Linked DNA regions of Mus musculus: region 1 is linked to region 2. A link is a loop called in an ENCODE intact Hi-C map of the cell type or tissue named here. Cell type or tissue: heart. All regions are shown on one strand. Links, peaks and the distances in the headings refer to the core of each region. The heading gives the core; the rest is flanking DNA.

Region 1 (12,425 bases), core at 2,679-10,678, 1.0 Mb after region 2:
GCTGTTCTGCGGTAAGCGCTTTACGCGCTCCGACGAGCTGCAGCGGCACCTGCGGACCCACACGGGCGAGAAGCGCTTCGCCTGCCCGGTGTGCAACAAACGCTTCATGCGCAGCGACCACCTGAGCAAGCACGTGAAGACACACAGTGGTGGCGGCGGCTCGGCGGGCTCCGGCGGCGGCAAGAAAGGCAGCGACACCGACAGCGAGCACAGCGCGGCGGGAAGCCCTCCTTGCCACTCCCCTGAGCTGTTGCAGCCTCCAGAGCCGGGCCACCGCAACGGCCTGGAGTGACTGTCGCGATGCCTCCCACCTGAATCCCGTCGGGCTTGTGTACCTAGACTGGGCTCCAGTCTAGGCTAGCTGTGCGTTCTTTCCCCCAACTTCTCATTCTCTCTCTCACCGGTTTTCTGCTCTTAACTTTTAGGATGTGGACAGTAAGTAGCACACATCGGTGGCTGAATCCTTGGCTCCCTTCTGCACAGTGACAGCCATGCGGGGCGCAGTGGAAACCCGCTCCTCCAGCACTGGGCTGGCGGAACTTTGAAGAGGCTGTGGCCTCTGGGGTTAGGACGGGATGAATGGGTTGTCTGGTAGAACAGTGGCTTTTGTGGCCTTGGAAAGAACAGTGTTCAACCCGCTTGAGCCGCAGCTGTAGGGAGAGGGATGTAGGAGTCCTGCCAAGGAATCCCCTCCTGGACCCCCGAGTGCTCCCCTTGGACTGTCCTGTGCTGAGCATTACACTCGTGGGAGGACTGCTGCAACCCAGACCGGGTTAGCAGAGTTTAGATCTCCCCATTCAGCTCTGGCTAGGTCTTTGTGCCCTGCGGGTGAACCGATGAGAGTTCTGCGAACGGGAATCAATGCCTCCCCCTCCTTTCTTCTTTGTAACTTTTTATTTTTTAACTGAAAAACTGAGAGGAAAAAAATAAACAAGCAATCTTCCTCTTAGCTTCTCGTTTAGATAGTTTTCCTCTGCTTGCGAGCACGTTTCTCTCCAAACTGCAAATATTGATCCCAAAGTTATTTTGGTCGCCGTAATTTATGGGGTGGGGGCGGGAGTGAGGGTAGGTGTCTTTTCTTATGCAAAAATACCCCCTTTCCGGTGAGACCAGATTAAGTATCTTCGTGTTTGTCTTTTTCTACCTCGGTTTTTTCACCATCCCCAAGCATATTCTTCCAACTTCCCACATCACCACCACTTTTGGGTTAGTCTAGGAATCAATTTATCTACTGATTTCTGTAAATTATTGCAAGTCATTGATTAATTTTAGGGTTAAACTTTTTCTTTGTGATTTAAACTTAAGTGAAGAAGCTATCGTTTATTTCAGATGAGGCTGTAGTTTAAATGCCAAAAGAGGGAAACGGGGAAACAATTTTTAAAAATTCTTTGTAAAATATATCTGAACCTAATGGTTTGTACAACTGGAAAATCGTTCTAGATTAGTTTCCCATTAAACTTGACTCCGCCGCTGTGAGGTGTGAGACGATTTTGTATAGTATTTTTCTTGTACATTACTTCCGGTAAATATTTGAAAATATATTGAAGTAAACTTGATTTTTTTTCTTTTTCGTCAGAAGGAATTATTAAGAGTTATTGCTGAGGTTCTAATGAGCTGCAGGTGTTTTTTTTTTTTTTTTTTTTTTCCTTTTTCTTTTTTCCTTGAACTCAATTCTGGAGGTGCAGAGCCACACACGCACTTTCCGGGCCTAGTTTTGCTCGAATATGAATTTAGATAGGTATCAAGCTGTAACTAAGACACTATTTGATAAATGTTGGATGACATTTAATTTAATGGCGCATGTACTTATTTGCATTTGCTGGCAGTTCAGGTATAGTTAAAGTGAGAGTTCTCCTATACTTCATAATAACGGGGTCTGCCAAACCCATGTATTAAATAAATTGTCCAAGTGATACTCGACTAACTTTGGCCTTTGTGTATTTCCTGAAGGTGATATTGTTAACTGTTGACAAATACTCCTGACACTACATTTAAGTGTTGTTTGCAGAGTCTGCAAACTAACTATTCATTGTCATGTTGAAATAATTTGGATATTTCACATTGAAATGAAAAGCCTTTCTCTGGAACATTAGACTTGCATTTTAAATGCATGAAATGTAATTGATTTATTTGTAATATTTTAAATGGTATTAATAAACTCAAAAAAGACTAGGTCAGTTAATTTGGTGTTTTTCCCCCCCTTTTAAAACTACGGGCATTTGCATTTTATCTTCCGTTTTAATGTCTAATTTAAACAAAATATGACCCTGTTTTTTGTGGCAATATTTAATTATTTGCCTTTAAGATATTATGTAGATGGAAGATCTATTTGGCAAAGCTGTTTCTTTGTTTACCAAGATAAAGATTATAGTGTCTAAGATATGTAATTAATTATTTACCATTAGATTTAGCTCAGCACCAGGATTTATTGACCTCTTAAAACTTGTAGTAATTCACAAACAATTCAAAGAAATTCCATGTTGCTGCTTCCTTCTCAGTCTTCAGAAGGAGTCAGGTTGTTGGCCTTTGATCGAGTTTAGTGTTTGAAAGGCCAAGACTTAGATGAAAGATCAATACATCTAAAATAAAAGCATCATTTGGGGATACCTTCTGTTAGGAGACAGAGGGGGTCAAGCTAACAAAAGCTTGTTTTCTGGCACTCTATGTCTTAGCTAAACATTCTGCAGAGGTAAATATCAGTAGATTCCTGTTGAAATGAGTTATCTGTTCTTTAAAAGTCTCTAAACAGCCACCAAAGAAAAGAAAGGTTAAACCTTAATCTATCTACGAGGCTATTGTTCAAAGGTGTCAATGATGCCAATAAAAAAACATTGTCTTGTTATGTCTAAGTGCATTTAAGCAATGGGTGTTCCTTGAGCCATACTTTGAAACATAGTATACTTTAAATGTTGATTGATGTTATATCAAACTATTTCACTATTAGATTAATATTATTTTGAATCAAACTTAATAAAAAGTTAGTGTGTTGAGATTCTAATAAGTTTAGCTTCTTTCTTTCTGTTTGCATGGTTCTCACTCAGTTCAGTCTTGGTATCCATCTTGAATTGAAAATTTTGCATTGAAACTTATGTAAAATATCATAATGCATAGAAACATGAAAAATAAGAGGGGTTATAAATACTATATAAAGCCTGGGCAAAAGCATTCAGAGATTTATAGTTCAATATGTTATGTAATACAGTTGGTTCCCAAGTAGTAGCCTTTATCAGGATGTTCACTCATACACATATGGGGGCCTCAAGCCCTTATGGTTATAGATAAACAAGTTACCTTTGCTATTTTGGGATACTGTGGCTCTAAAAAAATGGTTACTAAGAAAAATAAAACAGTTTCTGTTACTTTTTTTCCCTAGGAATAATGCAGAACACAGTTTAAGTGTTTCTTTTTTGTTGAAACTTGCAGCAGCTGGGGGATACCGAGAGGCCAGTTCTACAGTTAATGTAGAGGCAGGTAAGAGGACAGCTGCTTGGCATATTTATAGGAATGAATACTTGATTTGAGAGATGGGTTGTGCCAAGGAGGGATACTGTTTGGAAGATGATTTCTTTGGGAGATGCAGAAAGCAGGGCTTATTTTTGTGTCGTAGGTGTTCCAACTTTCACTTTCTTCCTTTAGCTTCCCTCACAGTCTAGCTTGGCTTTAGTTTGTTTTGCTCCAGCAGTATTTTGTTGTTTGTTTCTGTTAGCAGTATTTTTAACTTAGTTTAGTACAGAGCGGGTAGAATCCCCCTTTGGGGACTAACATCATGTCTCTTTGGGAAGGAAGGAAGATGACACACAAAAGGGATTCTTTTCTGTGTAGTCTGATAATGGCTAGAAATTCACTCCCATGAAGCTGGAGTAGCTGTCACTTTGAACCAAAGGACAAGCTTCCGGGCTTGCAGATCAAGGTAGAGTCAAACTAGCTGTTGACCCAGAGGTCAGGCCTGCATGTATCAGCCCATCCTCCGGAGACTGGGAAGGCACTGCGCCCACCCCCCACCCCCTCCCCAAGGGTTGGTGCTATCCAGCCTTCCTAGATCCTCCCTCAACACTTCCCTACCCTGCTTGCTTTCTCCTGGCTTCTTTATCACCTTTCTTTTTAGAAGAGCTTGTTCACTCAGGAATGGGACTGATTTGGTGAAGGCTGACTTATCAGCTAAGATATGCTATGCAGGATACCTAATTTAAACCAATGTGATAGTTGCTCTCCCACAGCGGGAGACACTGGACAATGTTCCTGGGTAGGTTTGTCTCTCCACTGCCCTGTTAATTCTAGTCTTTGCATAACTTCTCAGTTGGGCTCCTTAGCTAAGGAGCCTCCAAATAAGCACTTAAGCAGTAATGAGCAGGAGTTCTGCTTCTTAGGTAGATCGAGAGATCAACACTTTGTCTCCCGGTGAATTTTTTGGTTAGGTTACTGAATGAAAAATTTTATTGAGAATAAATGTTTTATTTCTTATGGAAGATTGCTTCACAAATCAGAGGATGGGGGGGGGGAGGTGACTGGTAAATTAAAGCATGCATGTATAGGGTAAAGGTGTAGATTTAAATACCATCAGGCTGCCTAAGTAGATAGAGATAAATTCTACTCATTTGTTTTTCTTATAAATGAGGTACTGATTTGATTCCAATATTTTTGAATAAGTATGTTTTTAACTTTTTCTGCCCCCCACCCCCTTTAATGTTTGTGTCTAAGCTGGCATTTCTATTTATTCCTTAATTTTACTAAAATAACTACAGGTTCGGGTACCCTGCTCCTCCGCGCGCTTCTTTTCCAAAGTAGCCTTAAAATTCTACGACGGATTTTGGAGACTTTGGAGAGGAGATGTGTAAGAGAGCAATGCTGTACTCTTGAGATTCATTCGGCACCTCTCCGAGTGCTGTCTTCCAAATCATTTTGCTCAGTACAATGGTTGCTGTTACTTAAAAAAACCAAGATGCTTGCTTGTGCCCCTATTTCCTGCTTCCGGATCAAGGGAAAGCCAGTAATCCCTGGGTGTCCTGGACTCTAGCCCCTGGTTCCTGGGGAAGAGCGCGCGGCCACCTTGTAGTCTCTCCCTGGGAGCTGAACGTTGATTCGCTGCTGCTGGTGGGAGGAAAAGAGTATTTTATTTTAGTCCCTGGACGCGTGTTTAATTTAATTTAATTTAATTTCTGTGGGGTCTCTTGGCAGCAGAGAAGCAGGTTTCTACATTGGCTTTGATTCCTGAGCAAAGTCCGGACTCTTAGAACCCTGGGAACAGAGGAGGGCTTGGGGAGGGCATTGGGGCATAATGCGTTCGCTACAAAACAGTCCCTTATCTTTTAAAGCTCTTCTAGTTGGGTTCTTGTTTGCAATCCACTCCCCAATTTGACTGCTCTGGCCTTAAGTTCTACTGAAGGCTCACTGGAAGTGAGCCTGCTCTGCTGAGTTCTCCGCCCCGCCCCCCCTCAAGTTTTCCCGGTCCTCTGGAAACAACCAGGGAAGCCGGGGAAGAGTTCCTAGCCATTCTCCGCTGCCGCCCCTATTACCCCAACCCATCCCGTTCGGCTTGGCGTTCTTTATATGCAGGCAGCCCTTGGGAAGATCCCCAGCCGTCCCAGAAAAGCTTCCAGCTGCTAAGCTGCACCGGCGCCGGCTGCTCCCGGGTAGCGGTGGAAGCCTGGGGTGTCCGTGGCGATTGTGTTGGGACTCTCTGGGCTCCCGGCGCACACAAAGGCTAGGCAGTCGCCTGCACCTTCTGCGCGGACAGCGAGCGCCACCCTGTGCCCCGCGACCGCGCTGCAGAGTCCCGAGCCCGCTGCTCTCCAGCCTGACCTTGGGCTCAGCATCCCTCTCCCCTAAGCCGTCTTGCCACTGAGTCTGGCTGACAGAGAAAGCTTGCGGAGGTTTTTTGTTTGTTTGTGTTTGTCTGCCTGTTTGTTTTTAGATTTAGGAATCAGTTTAGCCACCTAGCAGAAAAGAGAGTTGGTAGGAAGGTACAGACTCATGGTACCGTGAGCAGAAATAAACCTTTCTTAAAGCCTTGTACCTAAAACCCACCTCTTTATTATTATTATTATTATTATTATTATTATTATTATTATTATTATTATTACTTTCATTCTCTCTGCTCTCCACTCTATTCTTTGGCCCATTTGATACCAGGGCACCCTAGCAATCTTCTCCAGACCAAATCTTGGTGATATTTTAAGAGACCCAGGAGAAAGATCAACCATTTGGGAAGAGTACCTCATTTGGAGAATGTGCCTGTAGCATGCAGACTGTCTGAGGAAAAGAGCCCGCATTTGGCAAAACTTTTCCCATCATGGACTTTTGTAGACACAGACCTGTGGGTGTTTGTGTTAACTTGGATCTACTTTTTACCCTTGAGATTGGCCAAGGGTCAAACTTGAAGATTATTAATGGCGCCTGTGGACCATTCTGTATTGGTATGAGGCACCCTCAGACTGAGGCTTTGTGGAAACTCTTCTTAAGCAATAACAGAGAAGCACTATGGGATGCACACTTGTGCAAAACAGGGCTCTCATAGTTACTTCTGTAGTTAAAAATTCTTATTTCCATCGACTCCCTACCTATAGCGGGGGAAGGAAAGAAATAAAATACACTTTATTTGGTGTGTAGAGTGCCCATCACAAGTAAAGCAAAGTGATTTGCAGCGGCGGGTACAAGTAATGTGGCCACCCGCAGCTTTAGAACATAATTGACAACTCCCCCTTCAGAGCACCAGTCTCTTCCTTGAAACCAGCTGGTGACGCAAGCCCACTCCCACCCCCCTCCGGTCCGGAAAGCCAGGAAGCTCTGGAATGCATCGTTCTCTCACCCTATTGTGCCTAGGTGTTGCAAACCACTGAAGGACAGAGCTTTGTGCTTTGATCTCATGTCCCTGCTATTCTGTGGCACAGAGGGGTGAGTTTAAATTAAATTTCTTTCTCTGCTGATAAGTTCTAATGGGCCTCAGAAGGTGAATAATTATGCAGTAACATTTCATGGGTTGTTGGAGTGGGAATTCCCACTGCGCTGTCACCAGGAACAGAATGTTCAATGCTAAATGAAGCTTCTCAAGTAAGCCACAAGTGTCTTTCAAATCCCCCTGCAGATAATCTAGGACATTTCTACTTTTATCTTTCTTGCCTCTGCTAAGCAGGGTTATTTTTTCCCTTACATTCAAGTTTTATTGGTGATTTTTAAAAAAGGAAACAATCAATACTTTAAAGATATTTTGTTTTTTAAAGCTGTGACAAATATGACACCGGCAAAAGCTGGGGCAGCATTCTGGGAAAAGGCACACATATCCAGGACAAAGAGCCACCTGAGATTTGCCCTCACTAGGATTTAGGTCTAGTCCTCTCTTGACTTTTATTGAACTAGTGCATTTCTCTTGATGGCCGAAAGTATGAGGCTTGGAGCAACTGAGCTCTTAAGAGGTGATCTGATCACTGGTGTTTTGAAGCCACCCAGTTCTGCACCGACACAATTTAAATGGGTTCTCCACTACAGAAGGTTAAAAGGAAAAAAAAAATGCCTTTGCTGTTCCATGCTACTTAACTAAAGAGGACTAAATCTTTGAGATTTAATTTAATCTTCTGCCAAGCTTGATAAGAATCATCAACAGTTTTCTGTAAATGCGTCATGGGTATTTAATATCAAAAGGAAATCAGACCTTGAACCTAAAAATAAAAGAATTCTAAATTTGTCACTTAAAGCACAATGGAGGCTTTCTTGCTTTTTTTGTATTATTATTATTTTATTATTATTAAGAAAATTCCTTGTTCTCCATTTGTCCCAGTGCTGCATTCCACACCATTTTCCTTGTTTGGCTTCCTTTCTTTAAGTTTCTTCCCTTAGATGAATTGAGCTCCCACAAGCTTCAGGATTTCTAAATCAACACATAGAAACTGGAGCCTGCTTATCAAGTTTTCTCTCCTCTCTTGGCAACCCATTTGAAAGGGCTCAAACAATGAATTGATTTACATCATGCTCACTTCACCCTGAACTCGGTGCGAGTGTTGGAAACATTCAATATTTCACCTTGGGTTACCAATCCTTCCAGCTTTCAAGTTTTTGGCCAGTTCATTTTAAGCCCTGAAACAGAAGGAAAAAAAAAAAAGTAGATGGTCTCCCCATTCTCAGAGTTCAAGTAATTGTCTAATTCAGCTGAAAGTAAAGGATTTGTACTGCCCAATTCTACACCCAGTTTAATGACCCTAATTACCCAGGGACCCTGTCATCAGATTTCTCATCACTTCAGGAAGCTGTGTTCTTGTTCCTACGTTGATAAGTACTCATTTCTCTTGCATACCTGTTTCTTACTTCAGTTCCTCCACTCCCACCCCTTCCCTAAGTTGGTTCTTTTCTATTCACTTCAGCCAACAGTGATCGTTGTGGCTGGTGGAAATGTAGTTAAAAGATATATTCATTGATTTAGTGGTGTTTTAACAAGATGGTTGAGTTAAACATGTGAACTTCTTCGCTGTTGGAAAATAATCTTTGTAGCATTATGTTAGGAATGTCTCAACTTTAATTAGAGTGAGCTGTATTGGGTTACAATTTATTAACTTTTATACTTTGAAATAAAGTCAGTTTGGTTATTTCTTCCAAAGAATAACTATTTTACTTAAAATGGTGGGAGTTAAGTTTGGGGAAGGTACACACATATATTACAATTCCCATGTCCTTGGCATTAACATATTTTAGGCAGTATCACAGTTAAGTGTTGTATTAATGACTGGAGAGCAATTAAACCACTTAATAAATATTTTCAGAACAAGCATCGTGCTATACACATTCTGCTATATACACTTTGTAGGAGACATGACATGCTTTACTTAGTATGTAATTATTAAATGAGATGTATTGCCAGTGACATGTTTACTTGTGTGTTTTAGTATGAATACCCTGAAAGTCAGATTGAGTGAAGTTTTTCCATTCTTAAAATTCTACTCGCTTTGCAGGGAGCTACTTTCACAATAAGATGGTGGTAGATTCCTGGTGGACGAGAAATGATGCTTAGAGCTGTGACTTCTTTTGTTATTTTATGCTCTGAAACCATGGATATTTTAAAATTCACTTAAAGGTGAACTATTGGTTATGGATCTTAGGTGGTATACAGAATTTCTGTGGCTTCCTTTCCACCATGGCCTAAAATAAATAATATATATATATATATATATATATATATATATATATATATATATATATACACACATAGTTTAGTTCTATGTTTTATTTCATGTGTGGACAGCCAGATTAAAATCTTAATGGTTAGTAGTCTTACTTCAAATGATTAAATGTGCATTTTAGCAGCATTCTATTTATAATCTGTACTTTATACAAATTTTATATGTTTAAATGACTATTTTTCTTATTATAGTGACTAAAATACAAATAATTTAATGATTTCATTTATGTATCTCCTTATTTTCGGAATTAGTTTTTAGGCTATATTTGTTTTTAAAATTGAGTTTGTCAGAGTACAAACATATTTAAAAGTTGGGCTTCTCTCTCTCTGTCTCTGTCTCTGTCTGTCTCTGTCTCTCTCTCTCTCTGCTTTTCTGTCCCTTTCTGTATGTCTTACATTGGAAAAAAATGTGCATTTTTGTCTTGCTTAATTAAGATTATAGCAAACAGGAAGATATATTTTACTTAGAATATCTTTCATATGACTAGAAAAAATATGATAAAAAATTAGAAAGGACAATATTCTGTGCTGTTTTAAAAAGAATTAGGATGTGAAATGTTCATCTTGCCTTATGAAGCACATCTGAGGAAGCAAGAATGGTATTAACAGATCATGCTTGTCCACCAGATAATCAGAAAGAACAACACACAGCCTTTTACACATAGACTGAGGGTGAACTTGTGGAATTGAATTTTCTTTTTACTGTTTTCTGTGTCTTCATTTGCAATGCATTGCGCTATTGTTACTCATTAGCCTGACTGACTAAGAAACCACACCTACCTAGTTTAGAAGAGAAATGGCTGGAGACTGCTGGTCAGCCACTTCGCTCTGCCTGATACTAAAGTTGCTAATAGAAGGCATCTGAAATGTATCCAATCCTTCCGACTCTGCAGTGAAGGTTTGTCCTGTGCATTCTGCTCCCAGTGATGTTACACTCACCTCTGGCTGGTTCGCTCTCATTGTAATTGTTCAAGGTGGGCTCATAGAAGCCTTAAAACTCTCACTTGCAAGGTATTGCATAAATTGTAACCAAGCAATTACACATGAAAGTTCTCTGTCTCAGGAGAGGGTTTTTTTTGGTTTTGTTTTGTTTTGGTTTTTATTTGTTTGTTTTTGTTTTTTTTCCTTCTGTGAAACTATGGCTGTAGGAAATCAATACTGTATCCATCTGTTGATTCATGACACTGTCTCCCAAAGCAATTCGTTATGTTTATGTAACCAGTTACTTGCCCGTGGCTTATTTGTGCTATTAATTTCATTTTCTGATAGCTTCCTCTCTTGTGATAGTTACTGTTTATGAATATCTCCAGAAATGAGTAAAATTCTATGTGGCTTATACACAGTACTAATAAGGAAGAGGTAGATAAAGACCTTGCTACTTACAGGCTGTTCATCTTGCCTTATGTAGCATATCTGAGGAAGCAAGGATGGTATTAACAGACCATGCTTGTCCACCAGGTAATCAGGAAGAACAACACATAGCCTTTTACACATAGACTGAGGGTCCTTTTAAGACCTGGGCTTCAAAGAGAGACACTCCTTCAACTCCACTTTTACTAGGAGACCCAGCCACAACCAAATTCTGAAGGAACTGGAAGGTGGAAAGTTTAGGGATTTTTTAATGTGAAGTGAGTCCGTGGTAGCATTCCCTGGGACGCTAATTAGTATGCACACTCCCACAAGTGACCCTACTTCTCTCCAACTGCTACTTTAGTTATAAAATCAATTAGCTATACATCTGGATTAATAATTTAAAAATATATTGACCTCTTTGAATGCTAAGGAAGACATCATGTATAAATGCAGATTTTTTTTGTAAGTACCCCTACTGCTATACTAAACCAGAGGTTAATACTTCAATAAAAGTTATCTATTTTGTTTGCTTGCTTTTTAAATTTCCAGAGTCTCCTTTCGCTAGGCAGGTGTCCTGATGCTAAGTCCTGTCTCCAGTCCTAATGAAAATTTTAAACTCTATTATTATTTTTTTAGGTGCTAACTGAAATGCACAAAAAATTATAGATAGAAACTGACTTAATTTCACTTCCTGAACATAATTGTGTCTTCATAAACATTTTACTGTGTGCTTTTTTTCTTTTCCTTCACTAATATCAAAATAATTTTCTCTTATGTCAAAAATTTTAATCTTAAACAGCTAAAATTGCATATCTTAAAATGTTACACACTCACCTAATATTAAACATTTAGTTTTCCTCTCACATGATCTACATATACAGTGATACATTGGCCATCCTTAATTACTACTTTGTATTGTTGTTTTGGTTTGTTTTTGAGATAGGGTCTCATACAGCCCAGGCTGGCTTTACATTCCCCGTGTAGTAAAGGATGACCTGTCTTTGCCTCTCCAGCGCTGAAATTTCAGGACAGGTATGCACCACCGTGCCTGATATATGCAGTCCTTGGTCATCAGACTCTGAGACTTGTGCGTGTTAGGCAGGTACTCTACCAGATGCATTCCTGGGCTATCAGATACATTAAACTTATGATTAATTTTTTAAGACTCTAGAAAAGTATGGATTACTGTGAGATAAGAACTTTATTATAAAGTTCCTAGATAGAAATGTCCAGATTATTCTTCCAAGAAGGACAAAGTAGTTTATACTCCAACAAACAGTGGCTGAATCAGTCTTAAGTCACACCATCATTGAATTTCACACACACACACACACACACACACACACACACACACACACACAGCTTTAATAAGAAAGAATAATCATGGCTACATAGAGAAACCCTGTCTCAAAACAAAAACAAAAACGAATAAAATAATGTCAAGGGACCACAGGGCTCCAGCGGGGGAGGGAGCTGTTATATTTGTATGATGCACTAAGATGGGACTCATTTCAGAAATATTTGATCTTGGTTCAATAGTCTACTTTAACAAAAGTTAATGTAGACAAAGGAGGGTTAAATCTTGTGTGACTGTTTTTTTTCTTTCTTTCTGTTTTTAAATGAAGATGATAACCATTAAAGAGAAAAACCAAAGACTGTTGTTCCAGTTCCAGAGTAGGACTGAATGTTGGAGTTCACATTTTCTGGCTAGTTCTGGTTATGCTGGGTTTGTATGTCATTTGCTAAATGCTTTAATTTGTCTGGGTTAATGCCTTAAGACTTCTATCAGTATATGATAGTACAAGTCATTTGGGGCTATCACTAGTGGACACCCCAATTTTAAAAACATTTCATTACTTGAGTCAGTATTTAGTAAAGTGTGTGTCTGTGTCTGTGTCTGTGTCTGTGT
Region 2 (12,425 bases), core at 1,979-9,978:
TGTCTCCACCTTTAGCTGCAAGGGTGCCAGAAACGAAGGTTGTAGACTTCAGAAAGATGTTAACATGGGCATATTCCATTTTAAAATTATTTATGTTCAGAAAAGGGAGGAACTACTCATAAAAGCAAATATTAAATACATCCTCAGATCATTAACTCGAATTACTGCAAATTTCAAGTGTGTTGACTTTTAAAAATAATGTTGAGGATGCCAGAGAGATGGCTCAGTAGTTAAGAGCATTGACTGCTCTTCCAGGGGTCCTGAGTTCAATTCCCAGCAACCACATGGTGGCTCACAGCCATCTGTACTGGGATCTGATGCCCTCTTCTGGTGTACATGAACACAGAGTGCTCATACATAAATTACATGAATAAATAAATCCTTAAAAAATAATGTTAAGCTGCTAAAGCAAAGGCCTATTTGTTCTCCTGTTGATTCTTAGAAACCCCATTAAAACAGGGTGACCACCATGCAAGGCCTCTACTGTCCTCTGGGGGTACATAAGTGAACCCAAAATAGCACAGGGGACTCCAGAAGAGTGGGAGACATGTGTGCCTATTAATAACAGATCAAGGTAAAGCTTGTATGGTATAATCAGTCCCGACAGTATGGGAGAAAGATGAAGTAGCCATTATGGAACTTTCCTAAGAGTGGCATGCCCCAGAGTGGCCACCTTTTCTCTCTTCCTATGTCCAACTTTTCTAGTCCATATCTATGTCCAACTTTTCTAGTCCATATCTAGTCCAGATTCTAGGGAGAAAGAACTTTTACAGAATGCATCTGTGCCAACAAACAATTAAAATATAGGCAAATTAGTAAGAGCTTGTCCCCCAACCCCTTAGGATGCCTCTCTTTTCTTTCTTCAGGGTCTCCTTTATCCTAGGCCTTAGAACCCAATATATAGTCAAGGATTACCTTAAACTTCTGCCCTTCCTGCCTCCACCTCCCTAGTGCTAGGGTTATAGAAGCATACTACAAGGTCCAGTTTATGTGGTCCTGGAAGCCAAACCCAGAGCCTCAGACATGCTAGGCAAGCAAGCTACCACCTGAGCTACATCCCCATGCCCCCCTCATTTACAATACACTGTATATCCTATCATTGTCCCAAAATATTAAATAATGTGAGGAGATGCAACTGTGTGGTAGAGCAGGTGTTCAGTCTTCAGGGAAGACAGGTGGGGAGCAAGAGGGGAAAAACAGAAGAATAAGCCAGACATGTTGACTCAGTACATTGTAGGCAGAAGTAGGAAGGTCAGGAGTTCAATGCCAGCCTGGGAAATATGGTACTCTATATCAAAATACACCCCCAAATAAGAATGATTTATGTACCATTGTTATACATCATGTTGTTCAGCTTTATTACATATATCAGTATGCTGTGTTACTTTTACAAGTCAAATCCTGAGGCCTGGAGGCATTTCTTAGAAGCTAAGCACACATTCTGCTCTTGCAGCTGGTCTGAGTTCAGTGTCTAGTACCCATATTGTGGGGCTCACAATCACCCATGGCTCCAGTTCCAAGGGTATCTGACAACCTTTTCTGCACTCTGTAAATACTTAGCCTCACATGGTACTTACTCTTACCATGTACCACCCTCCCATGCACACATGAACACCACCCTCCCATGCACACATGAACACTACCCTCCCATGCACACATGAACACCACCCTCCCATGCACACATGAACACACACATATACACTTTTTTTTTAATAAAAACACAACTTATTAGGAAAAGGAACACATCTTAATGAAATTAAAAACATAAAATATTCTAAATTGAACATATCTTCAAGTTTTTAATGTTAGCTTCTTAACTTTAGAAAAGTTTCAAAAGCAATTAGACAGGTAGCTAGGGCTGAACATGGAGAACTCCAGGGAAGGGACCAAAGTCAGGAGAATCTCAGCATCCTGAGTGATTTCAGTCATCTTAGTTCTTGGCAGACAAATTTTGACACGTTCCAGAAGCATCACTCAGTGGAGAGGTTGGACAAAAGATTTGGTTGAAGATGGCCCAAACATAATAGAAAAAAAACAAAAAACCAAACCAAACAAACAACAACAACAACAACAACAACAACAAAACAAACTAGAACTTTGAATAAAATTTAACTCTTCTTTTAAAAAAAAGTAGTGTTAAAAAGGGGTCTGGAATATGCCTTGGTGGTTAAAAGCATTTTCTACTCTTGTGGAGGACTTTCTTCTTTCTTTCTTTTTCTCTTTTTAGGTTTATTTACTTAAGTATAGGAGCACTCTATTTGCATTCATGTTTGCATGACAGAAGAGGGCATCAGACAGCATCCATTACAGATGGTTGTGAGCCTCCATGTGGTTGCTGGGAACCAAACTCAAGACCTCTGGAAGAGCAGCAAGTGCTCTTGACCCCTTAGCCATTTCTCCAATCCTCCTCCTCTGATTTTTTTTTTTTTTTTTTTTTTTTTTTTGTATTTTCAAGTGAAAGTAATTGTCTTTGACGTGAACTGTGGATACATTTGGGTAAATAAGTCTTCAGTATGACATGGACTAGAGAGAAGTTGGCACCTGAGCTGACATGGGTGCTAGGAAACACAGTTCATCTTGGACTCTCCAGTTCAGCACTGCCATGGCTCCCAGGCAAAGCAACTCAGTGCGAGGGCTCTCTGCTGACCTGTCACGTCCCTTGCTCTAGGTTCCTGATTGTGAGAGAGACATCCTGAGTGAGTCTCTGAGGCAGCTGAAATGACATTGTACATGCTGGAGTCCTGTTGGTGGAGATCCAGACAGCCTGCTTCTTCTCCCGATCTTTCCTTGACAACAGAAGGACAGACCCCTCCACCCCTGGCTATTCAAGGAAGCCTACAGCAAGGCTGCTGAAGGTCTGCTAGAGGGAATGGTGCCCACCTGTGGTCTGAGCCTTGCTGTACCTCAGCATCCAGCTTGCTTGCTTGCTTTTTGTTTTATGTTTTTGTTTTTCCTCTCATTTATTTATTTGTTTTGTTTGTTCCTTTTTTTGTCTTAGAACCTGCTTTCAAATCAGCTGAATTGAGCTCAGAGAAAGAAAGAAAGAAAGAGAGAGAGAGAGAGAGAGAGAGAGAGAGGAAAAGAAAGGCAGGCAAACAAGCAGAGCTGGTGGAAATCAGGAAAGGAGAAAGAAAGCAAATCTCATGACTATAGCTCTGACCTCAGTTGACTCAAATAAGGTGTTCATTACCAAACAATTAGAGCCACCTACACAGGATACAGTGAATTTCCAGTCAACAGGTAGTAATAGCCAAACCCCTGCCACAGCCAAGAAACATTAGAGTGGATTATCCATGAAGAGAGGATTAGAAAAAGAGAGACCCAGAATCCAGCAAAGGAGACCCCAGCGGGCCAGCTGGCTAATGTTTGGGATAATAACTCCAAACGTATTAAAATAAATTGTAAGAAAGAAAAGGCTGAAGGCAAGAAAAGCGAGCTTCACACGATACTGTATATTGTGGATAAAATCATGCACATTTGCAATAATCACTTCCCTGGAGGCACGCGGTAAAGGCGCCACCAGCAGAGACGGGTAGAATTTAAAGCCACAAGCACACCGTGTGCTAGTCAATCGGTAGGAGCTGGGGGTGGGGTGGCGGCTCATAATAGAATCCCGCTTCACGGAAACTTTCTGTGGTCCCATTTTTTTCTGTGACCTGAAAATAGTTCTACAAACAGCAGGAAGGAGACAGGGTAGACCTTCTTCCACCATCTTAAACATGGTTTAGCTAAGCGATGCCAGTCCTTTAACAGAGTCAGAGAAAAGTACCATTTCTGTTTTCTCAAGTTCTCATGGGTCTCAAGCACGAGGCAGTCACCCTTCCCCTCGGCCTTTGTCCACTAGGGAAGGACTCGAACTCAGAACCTGGCAAGAGAACAGCTTCCTCCATATTCAGTCAAGTGTCTGAAATTTTCTTATTAGCATTTTCTTGCCTCTCCTATTTTTAAGAAATTTATAAGTGCTGTTTATTGACACCAGCGCCTGGCTCCAAAGGTTGATTCTCAGGTTGGTGCTCCTGGGAGGTGGAGGAAGCTTTGAAGCGGGGTCTTATGGGAATTAATTCCAGTCACTGGGACCCTTGAAGGTGATAACGGAGCCCGACTCCTTCCACTCCCCTTTGCTTGCTTTCTATGGGGTGAACCGGCTTCCCCTGCCTTGGATTCCTGATAAACGTGCTGTCACACCAGAGCAAGAGACTAACCCAATCAGGAAAGGAAACCTCTAAACGTGAGCAAAACAAAGTTTTTCTCTTCATAAATTGTCTTGCAAAAGTAAATATCACAGTAACAAAAAGCTGACTCTCATGCTTGGATTTTTTTCCATTCTCAGCTTTGGGTAATGATACAGAAATAGCTTATGTTGGCAGACATCACGGGACCGAGGTTTCCTATGGCCTTAGATGTTTTCTTTATGGAGCCTGAAATCTTTAAGTTGTGAGTAGCTGATGGTATCTTCATTAAAGAGTTCCTTTTCTCACCGGCTTAAGAGTGTGCAATCAGCCTTTACTTACAATTCGATGCCTTCCTTCTGTTCTTTAAAAGCCCTATAGCAGACATTGCTTAGGATAAAAGATGCACAGAATTTAACTTGTAACCATTGAACTTTGGGTTTACTGGGGACACAGACATGCAGAAGCTCGAAAAGCAGTGGTTTAACAAAAGAATAGAGAAGGCTTTCCATGTGTGGGTATGTGGTATGCGTGAGTGTCCACTTGCTTATCTGTGGGCCCGTGATATGTGTAGGTTTGTAGACATGTATGCAAGCCTATGTATGGAGGCCTAAAGTCAACACGGGCCTTCTGGATCATGCCTCGCTTCATTTCTTGAGGCAGGATCTCTCACTGAATCCAGAAGTTACCAATTCCAGTTAGTCCAGTTGGGCAGAGGATTCCCTGTCTCTGATTCTCCGGTGCTTTCAGGTGGATTCCAGGTGTCCAAACTTCAGTCTTCACACCTGCATGGCAAGTACTGTATCCATTCAGCCATTTCCCTAGCCCCGAGTTCCTGGTTCTTTCTGAGAGGGCTGGATGAAGTCTTTGTTGGAATCTGAAGATGAATTAACCTTGAAGACAAGAGTAAGAAGGGAGAGATCCAGGGTGTGTGTTGGAAGGATATACCAAAGGAAGAAAATATGTGTTCAGGAGCCTGAGGCAAGAATGGGAGTACATTGCTCAGGGTCTCTGAGACCTCTGTCCTGTTTAACCACAAGTGTATGCTGGGATATTTGAGGCTGGAAGGGGGATTTAAAGCAGAAAGAGCACAAGAGATCGAGCCAGGAACAGATCATCCCTCTCATGACACAACATGTGTGGTTTTCTGGAAACCAAGCCTATTGTATTTATTATGTTTTGACTTGTCTTCCGGCTAACTGCAGTTCACTACCAGATTCCAGTGTCCTTTCCTCTGGACAGCTATTCATCTGGTTGGTGTTTACTAATGTGGACAGAAGGGGCTTGAGAGATTTATTCTATTTCCACAAATGCATGAACACACACATACAGTAGACAGCCCAGCAAGGGTAGACCTTCAACATGCCGTAGAAATATAACTGTTTTAGGTCTGTAAGCGTGTGGGCACTGGGTGCAGAGAGTAAGTATTAATCCAAGAAAGGCATCCCTGAGGATCTGAACCCTCATAGGTGAGAGCCCCTGCTGTTTAATTAATAACAGTATTCTCAGAATTCAGAGTGGTTTCGGAGAAAATCATTGGCTGGCTCACAGCTTACAGAATCCTCTAGGCAAAGCAGAGGCATTGAAAATAACTGCAAGGGTCTCTGCATTCTTCTTAGCAATAGGATCCTTCCTCTGCAGTACAGTCACCACGTGCTAATATTTAAGGCACTGCAAAGAACCCATGGTTCAGAGCAGAGACGTTTCTTAAAGCTTACGTTTTTATTTTCTATTGTTCAATTTCACTTCACTTCTTGGTGTCATGTGAAGGATGACACCAAGAGCTGGGGCATTCTTGTCTGCTTAATAGTGTGCATTTTAAGGCTTCCCCAGCAAATGGACAAGCCCCCAGCAATGACACACATTCCTGTCTAGAGCATCCTCAGGCCCTGCTGCACTGGTGAGGCTGAAGGGAAGCTGAGAGGTGCAGTACATCGCATCTGTTATTACATGGAAGAAGCCACTTGGAAGGCAAGAGATAATATGTTCCTACCATTGTAAATAACACAAATAAGAACCGTCAGAGAGCACCTGCCTTTCGGCAACATAAATGGGGTGACACCACTTCCTTTTGGTCATCTGTCTAAATGTTCTTATATTTTTTACAAAGAACAAATTCTACTTGGTCTCTCAGTACAATAGTATATGGTTTTCATGCATCAGAAACTGACCAGAGATTTGATATATGTAAATGTGTATTTAAAAAAATTAGCTGTTAATAGTAGTGTGTGAGTGGAGATAGAAATCCCCTCGTAGTTTTTTTTTTTTTTAATTTATTCTTTGAGGATTTCATACACTCAGATAAAACATTGATTAAGTTTGCCCCCTACTTTCCCACTTCCCGTCCAGCTCCTTCACTCAAATCCTCTTTCAATTTCATGACACATGTACGCATGTGTTATTATTACACATATATTATTACATATGTGTATGAAACCCACGGAGCTCAAAACATTTTAAAGCAAATTGATGATGTGTAGTGTCCTATAATTTCCCAGCAGATGGCACTGTTGTATAAAAACAGTCCCTTAAAGGGGCCAAAGGACTAAAGAAAGATTTTTGCTGTTCTAGAACTCTCCAGGCCCAGTGGACAAACCATAGGGAGGAGGTAAGATACAAGGGCATTTCCTTCAGTGGGCAATGCTCACAGTACATGGTGGTCAGGGAAACCCTTTTATTTTACTTAGGTAGGTAAGCAGTCCTCGCCAGGATAAAGTCTTTTATCTAGGACATTAACAGGACTTAATAAGCTAACCTTCTCTACACCCCACAGGTTTAATGGCCTGGGGTCAAATAGATCCTGAGATGCTGCTGTGAAGGACTAACACCACTGAAAATTATGTTTTCTCCACACATTCCTCTGTGAAGAGTAGAGTCATGTGACCTAAAGGTCTTGGATTTCCACTCCTAAACACTCAAATGCTTGACTCACCAGGCCCTAGGGCCTATGTCTGGGAGAAATGGAATCAGCACTATGTTCTGATCATGTGAGTCTCTGGAACTAGCAGTTTTCATACACTCAGTCTGCTGACATACCCCCGCAAGGAACAGGGCCATAAGTGGCATTTATCAAAATGAAAATCTGTATCACCATATGTTGGGAGCCTGGGAGCTACTGAGAACAAAACACAGAGCTTAACTTCTGGTGGGACATAACCTTCTGACATTGCCTTACACTGAGCCCAGAACATTTGCCAGTCTCAAGATGAAATTTGCTTCACTTCTGAAAGCAGGTGCCCTAGTGACCATTTCAAAGTACTGCAACTGTACTGGACAGCCATCTCCAGCAGGAGCAAGGTCAGTGTTAGTAGCTGAAGAGGCTGGTTGCTTAAGAGCATCTGTTCAGCATGTCCATGGTAACTCACTCTTGGTTTCAAGTCCAATTAAATCTGACTCAACACACTGATTTTACAGAGAGCATTTGGGTCCAAAGAGCTCTCTTTTTTGCTCTCTCTCTCTCTTTCTAATTTAAACTTAAAGCAAAAGTTGTAAAATTTGTGTACAGAGCCCCCCTGAATTCCCTTCATGTGGCCCCCTAATGTTAACTAATATTTCCCACCGTCCTAGTGTATTGTGTAAAGAAATTAAACATGCCTATAAGATTGCTAACGGATCTGCTAGCCAGAAGACTCTCTGATGCTTTCCCCTGGTGTGCTATCAGGGCTGCTCCCAAGTGTTCTTTTATTGCCTGCTTATGATCTTTATCATAGGTCCAGAGGGCTGACTTGGTAGCAGAAAGAGGGGACTAAGGCAGAAGAGATGGCAGAGGCCACCCACTTCCTTGTCAGTGGTCACAGTGATCAGCGGCAGTGGCAGCAGCTGCAGAAGAGGTGAGAAGGCAGCTAAAAAGTTGCAAAGAGCATGGTGGGGGCAGATCTGAGGATGCTAAGACATTGAAGAATGGGGGAAGGGCTCCAGTGAGCTGCCAAGCTTTAAGGCAGAGGCCTGAGAACTATAACTGTAGTCACTATTGGGGGCCAAGGGTCCCAATACCCAAGGCTTGATAGCTGTAACATTAGCTGGTACAGGGGCGTGGCTACTAACAGCGGCTACTGTTGAGAACCAGAGATGACAACATTTGCAGAGCGCTGAGCCACAGACAGGAAAGTCCAGAGCAGAGAGCGTCCAAGCTGAGCACCTGAAATCTCTCGTTCTCAGGACTTGAGCTTTAAGCTTTCTGAGACTGTCAGCCTAGCCCATAAGCCTTTGGGACTCTGGGGCTAAGGGGTTTCAACAGCCAAGAGCCACTCCTTGCTTACTCTTGATTTCTGGTTAGAGCAGAAGCTGTTGGTAAGGACCTCATTTGAATTTGTACTAATGTTCTTTTCTGAGCGAGGTTCACCCTAGGTCCAATGCTAGCTGTATATAGCTGTGTCTCTACCTGGTTTCTTTTAGTCTGAATTTCATGGTCTTTCTTTACCTTCTTGACCTATTCACTCTTAAAGACTTAATGATTCTGGGTAAACTGCCTTCGGTTTTGTTGGTCCAATATTTCCCCAAGTTGAGAAGTGCTTAAAGCATTCTAAGCAGGAATACTTCAAGGGTGCTACTGTGGTCCACAGTGTATCCAAGGAAGCTGTGCCCATTGCTATGGATGTGAGTCCTGGTTACCAGATAAGGCAGTATCTACAAGTTTCTCAAATACAGTATTCTAGTTTCCTCCTAGTAACTGACCTTCCAATCCCATCAGCTAATTTTAGCATGCTTTCTAATCTCCGCAGCTACTTTCATGGATTTTTTTTTTTCCTGTCCCTATCCTTCCCACTCTTTCTGCACGTATTAGTGGGACTTCTGTGAGGAAATGATCCTTTTCCCCTGTTGACTTACTAAGTGCTTTTGTAATGATTTGCTTGCTTGCTTATTTGTTTTAGAAATTTTGTTCAAATCTTGCTCAGCATCGACTACAGGGAGCCTTCTGGTGACTTCCATGTTCTTTGACACAGCTTCATCTTTTCTGGGTGCTTCCTTACCACCTGACACATAATTCAAGGTTCATTGTGCATTTCATCTGCCCCAGTCTTGGAATCAACCACTCCTCCAAGGAGCATGGTTCTTTTGATCTGAGCATGCTACTTATAAGTCAGGATTGGAGTCCTAGACACAATCCAGGGTATGCTAATTGCGAGAAGGATGTTATTATGTCTAGGTCCTTCCAGCACAAGTAGGGACTGGACTATGTCTATGTGTATGTGCATATGTATGTATATATGTATGTATGTATGTATGTTTACGATACCTCTAGCTACCTGTCTCACAAATATAGATAAGCATGGGAGTGGCTCCAGACCAACTCCACAGAATTCTGTTTCCCGTGCATGTTTCCTTATTTGTAACATCTTTCTCTGGTGTTAAAATCTTAATTACACCTACATTCACTCATTTGTTCTGTTCTATGCAATTCTAATATCCTGTTAGGTTCAAACCTACTAAAACTACATTATAATAATAGCAGTCCTTCATCCTTTAGCTGAGACTTCTACATCTTCATCTGAAGGCTACAAGCAGAATACTGTCCTCCAGGCAGCTAGGGTGAGGGTCTTAAAGCCCATTCCCATAGTGACACACCTACTCCACCAAGGCCACACTTCCAAATAGTGCCACTTCCTGGGCTGAGCATATACAAACCATCACAGCTATAAATGGGCTCTTAAACTGCTTCTTCTATTTTCCCTTTTAAATCTCTCTCTTTCTCTCCCTGCCTCTCTCTCTCTCTCTTGTGTGTGTGTGTGTGTGTGTGTGTGGTGTGTAGGTGCCCATGGCTGGTGTTAGTTGCTCTAGAGCAGTCATAGAAGGTTGTAAGCCTCTAGTTATAGACGTTGGGAACTAAACTCAGGTCCTCTGAGAGCAGCAAGGGTTTTAAACCACTGCATCACCGTTTCAGCCCATCTCACCGTTTTCTAATTGCAGCCACTTTTATAACAAATAATGTCTACAAAAGCATTTTTTCAGAGTGTGGTGGTTTGGATGGGTATGGCCCCCATAGATTTCTGTGTTTGGATGCTTGGCCATAGAGAGTAGCAAAATTAGGAGGTGTGGACTTGTTAAAGGAATCGTGTCACTATGGAGGCAGGACTTTGAGGTCTTAAATGTTCAAGGTATGCCCAGTGTGAAACAAATCCAGTCTCCTTCTGCTGCCTGTAGATCAAGATGTAGAACTCTCAGCTCCTCCAGCATCATGTCTGCCTGCACAATGCCATGATTCCCACCATGATAACAATAGACTGAACCTTTGGAACTGTAAGTCAGCCCTAATTAATTGTTTTCCTTTATAAGAGTTGCCTTGGTCATAGTATCTATCACAGCAATAAAATCCTAACTAAGACAGATAGTGTTGAACTATATCTTCAAGGTAGGTTCCTAAAGATAGGACTTCTGATTCAAAGGTCAGTACAACCAGATGGCCTGTCTGCAGTCTCTGGTTCTCCAGGCATGAAAGTACATGTCTCAGCCATAATTTGTGTTAATTTTAAATTATTGTGACTTGGATAGGTCAGACATGGTTTTGATTTGCATTTCCGTAATTACAAATGAATTGAAATATATTTTCATGTACTTGAGTGGTATTTTCCCATCCCTTTTCAAATACCTTGTTCATATCCTTCCTCCATTTCAATAGCTTTAATACTGTAACCAATCATAGTTCCTTGTCCAAGCAGTTTTTAAAAATGTAATCGTATTTATCTCTATTTTGGGATCCATAGCTTAAAACATTATTTTAATCGTAGTTTTAAATTTTCCCTGCCCAGTGGTCCAGGAAGAATCCAGTGTGTGTATGTTTTCATTTTGGAATTTATTTATTTTTATTCTGTGAACTATAGACCCAATTTATCTAGTAAGTCAAGTGGCTGAACAGAGATTTGAACCCCGAACCCTGAGATTAAAATCTGGTGCTCTACCAGCTGAACTACCCAGGCAGTCATTTCTTCTAAATGACTAACTAGCAAGGATATAATCATTTATTAAAACACTCACAAATTCAGCGGTGGCCTGATTCACCTCCTTTGCCCTGTTTGTGGGAGGTTGGCTCTACCCCTGGTCTGTTCATGCTTACACCATTAAACTTCTGTGGCTCCATCATGTGTTAATATCAGCAGAATTCCTCTTCTCTCACTATTTTTCCTTTTTCAATGTTTTTGTCGTTATTATTGCATGGTTTATTTTTCTATATGAACTTTAGTACCAACTTATCTAACTCCATAAAAACAATTACTGATATTTTAATGGGAATGCATTAAAAGGCATATATCAACCTTGGAAGAACAGGTAAACTCATTCTTTCATTCAATAACATATGTTTAAAATAAACCATTTTGTTAAAGAAAATAGTATACATGTATTGGGCTGTCTACATATTCCCAAGCCTCCAATTGACTTTTCATCTCTAGTTGCATTGACGAATCTCTTAATCGAACCCTTAGTAATACAGACAGCAGAGGGTATTGCTGCTCCATTGCTAATGTTACTGAAAGTATATCTAATACTGCCCTGTCAAGTAAGTCAGCTTTAGGGTTTAAATACAGACTATACACACGCGCATACACACATAAAGCATCTTTCAACTGTTTTGTTATTTTGAGCTTTAAATCTCTGGTATTGAATTTTAATATGTTTTTTTCAGAAGGTAACGAAATGGTTGTGATATTTCCCTAAATCTATAAACTTGGTATATTATGTTAATAGATTTCCTTATATTGAACTAACCTTGCATTTTCCAGGAATGTTTTGACACTTAAAACTTTAAGTTTACATTTGAAATGTAATACTGTGAATTAGGTTAAATCTGCTAAGTGAAGTACTATTCTCAAAAGTTGATTCAAAAGTCCAAAACCACATTCGACCTTTATCATTAAGTGTAACAAAAACACCCCCAGCCCTGTTTTTATTTTTTATATGTCACCATATAAAAGGGTATCTACAGGGGCTAACTGCACGGAAGAGTAATTGATAGTTAGTCCATGACTAAATACATCATGAAAAAGCAACACACACACACATACACACACACACAGTGTATGTATACATGTATGTGTTTATATAGGTGTAGAAGACTGGTACATACTTGAAGGCCAATCACAATTTCACTTTTCATTTTAGGGATTGCTAGAGTGGAGCCTGTCTTAGTTTGGATTTCATTGCTGTGAAGAGACACCATGCCAAGGTAACTCTTATAAAAGAAAACATTTAATTGAAGTTGGCTCACAGCTTCAGAGGTTTAGTCCATTATCATCATTGTGGGAGGCATGGCAGAATGAAGGC

The links. Peaks named below come from ENCODE experiments on the same cell type or tissue, not always from the same donor. Only the 100,000 strongest peaks of a DNase experiment are listed, where the experiment ranks them.
Region 1: it touches region 2 in a loop (16-fold over the local background); 17 of 42 quality-filtered maps call a loop at or near these places.

Annotation. Positions count from the first base shown.
Region 1 is chr12:118,849,581-118,862,005 of GRCm38, forward strand. It overlaps Sp8 (trans-acting transcription factor 8), which reads left to right. Exons shown (of 2, transcript NM_001379379.1): 2 at 1-2,998. The coding sequence ends at 292. Among named protein-coding and RNA genes, the nearest start is that of Sp8, 8.6 kb to the left of the region's middle. In heart, for the core only: a CTCF peak has its summit at 5,750; no DNase peak of the experiment used is centred there; H3K4me3 peaks cover 1,221 bases; H3K27ac peaks cover 565 bases; H3K27me3 peaks cover 2,171 bases.
Region 2 is chr12:117,813,614-117,826,038 of GRCm38, forward strand. No RefSeq gene overlaps it. Among named protein-coding and RNA genes, the nearest start is that of Cdca7l, 24 kb to the right of the region's middle. In heart, for the core only: CTCF peaks have their summits at 6,669 (motif pointing right) and 7,411; no DNase peak of the experiment used is centred there.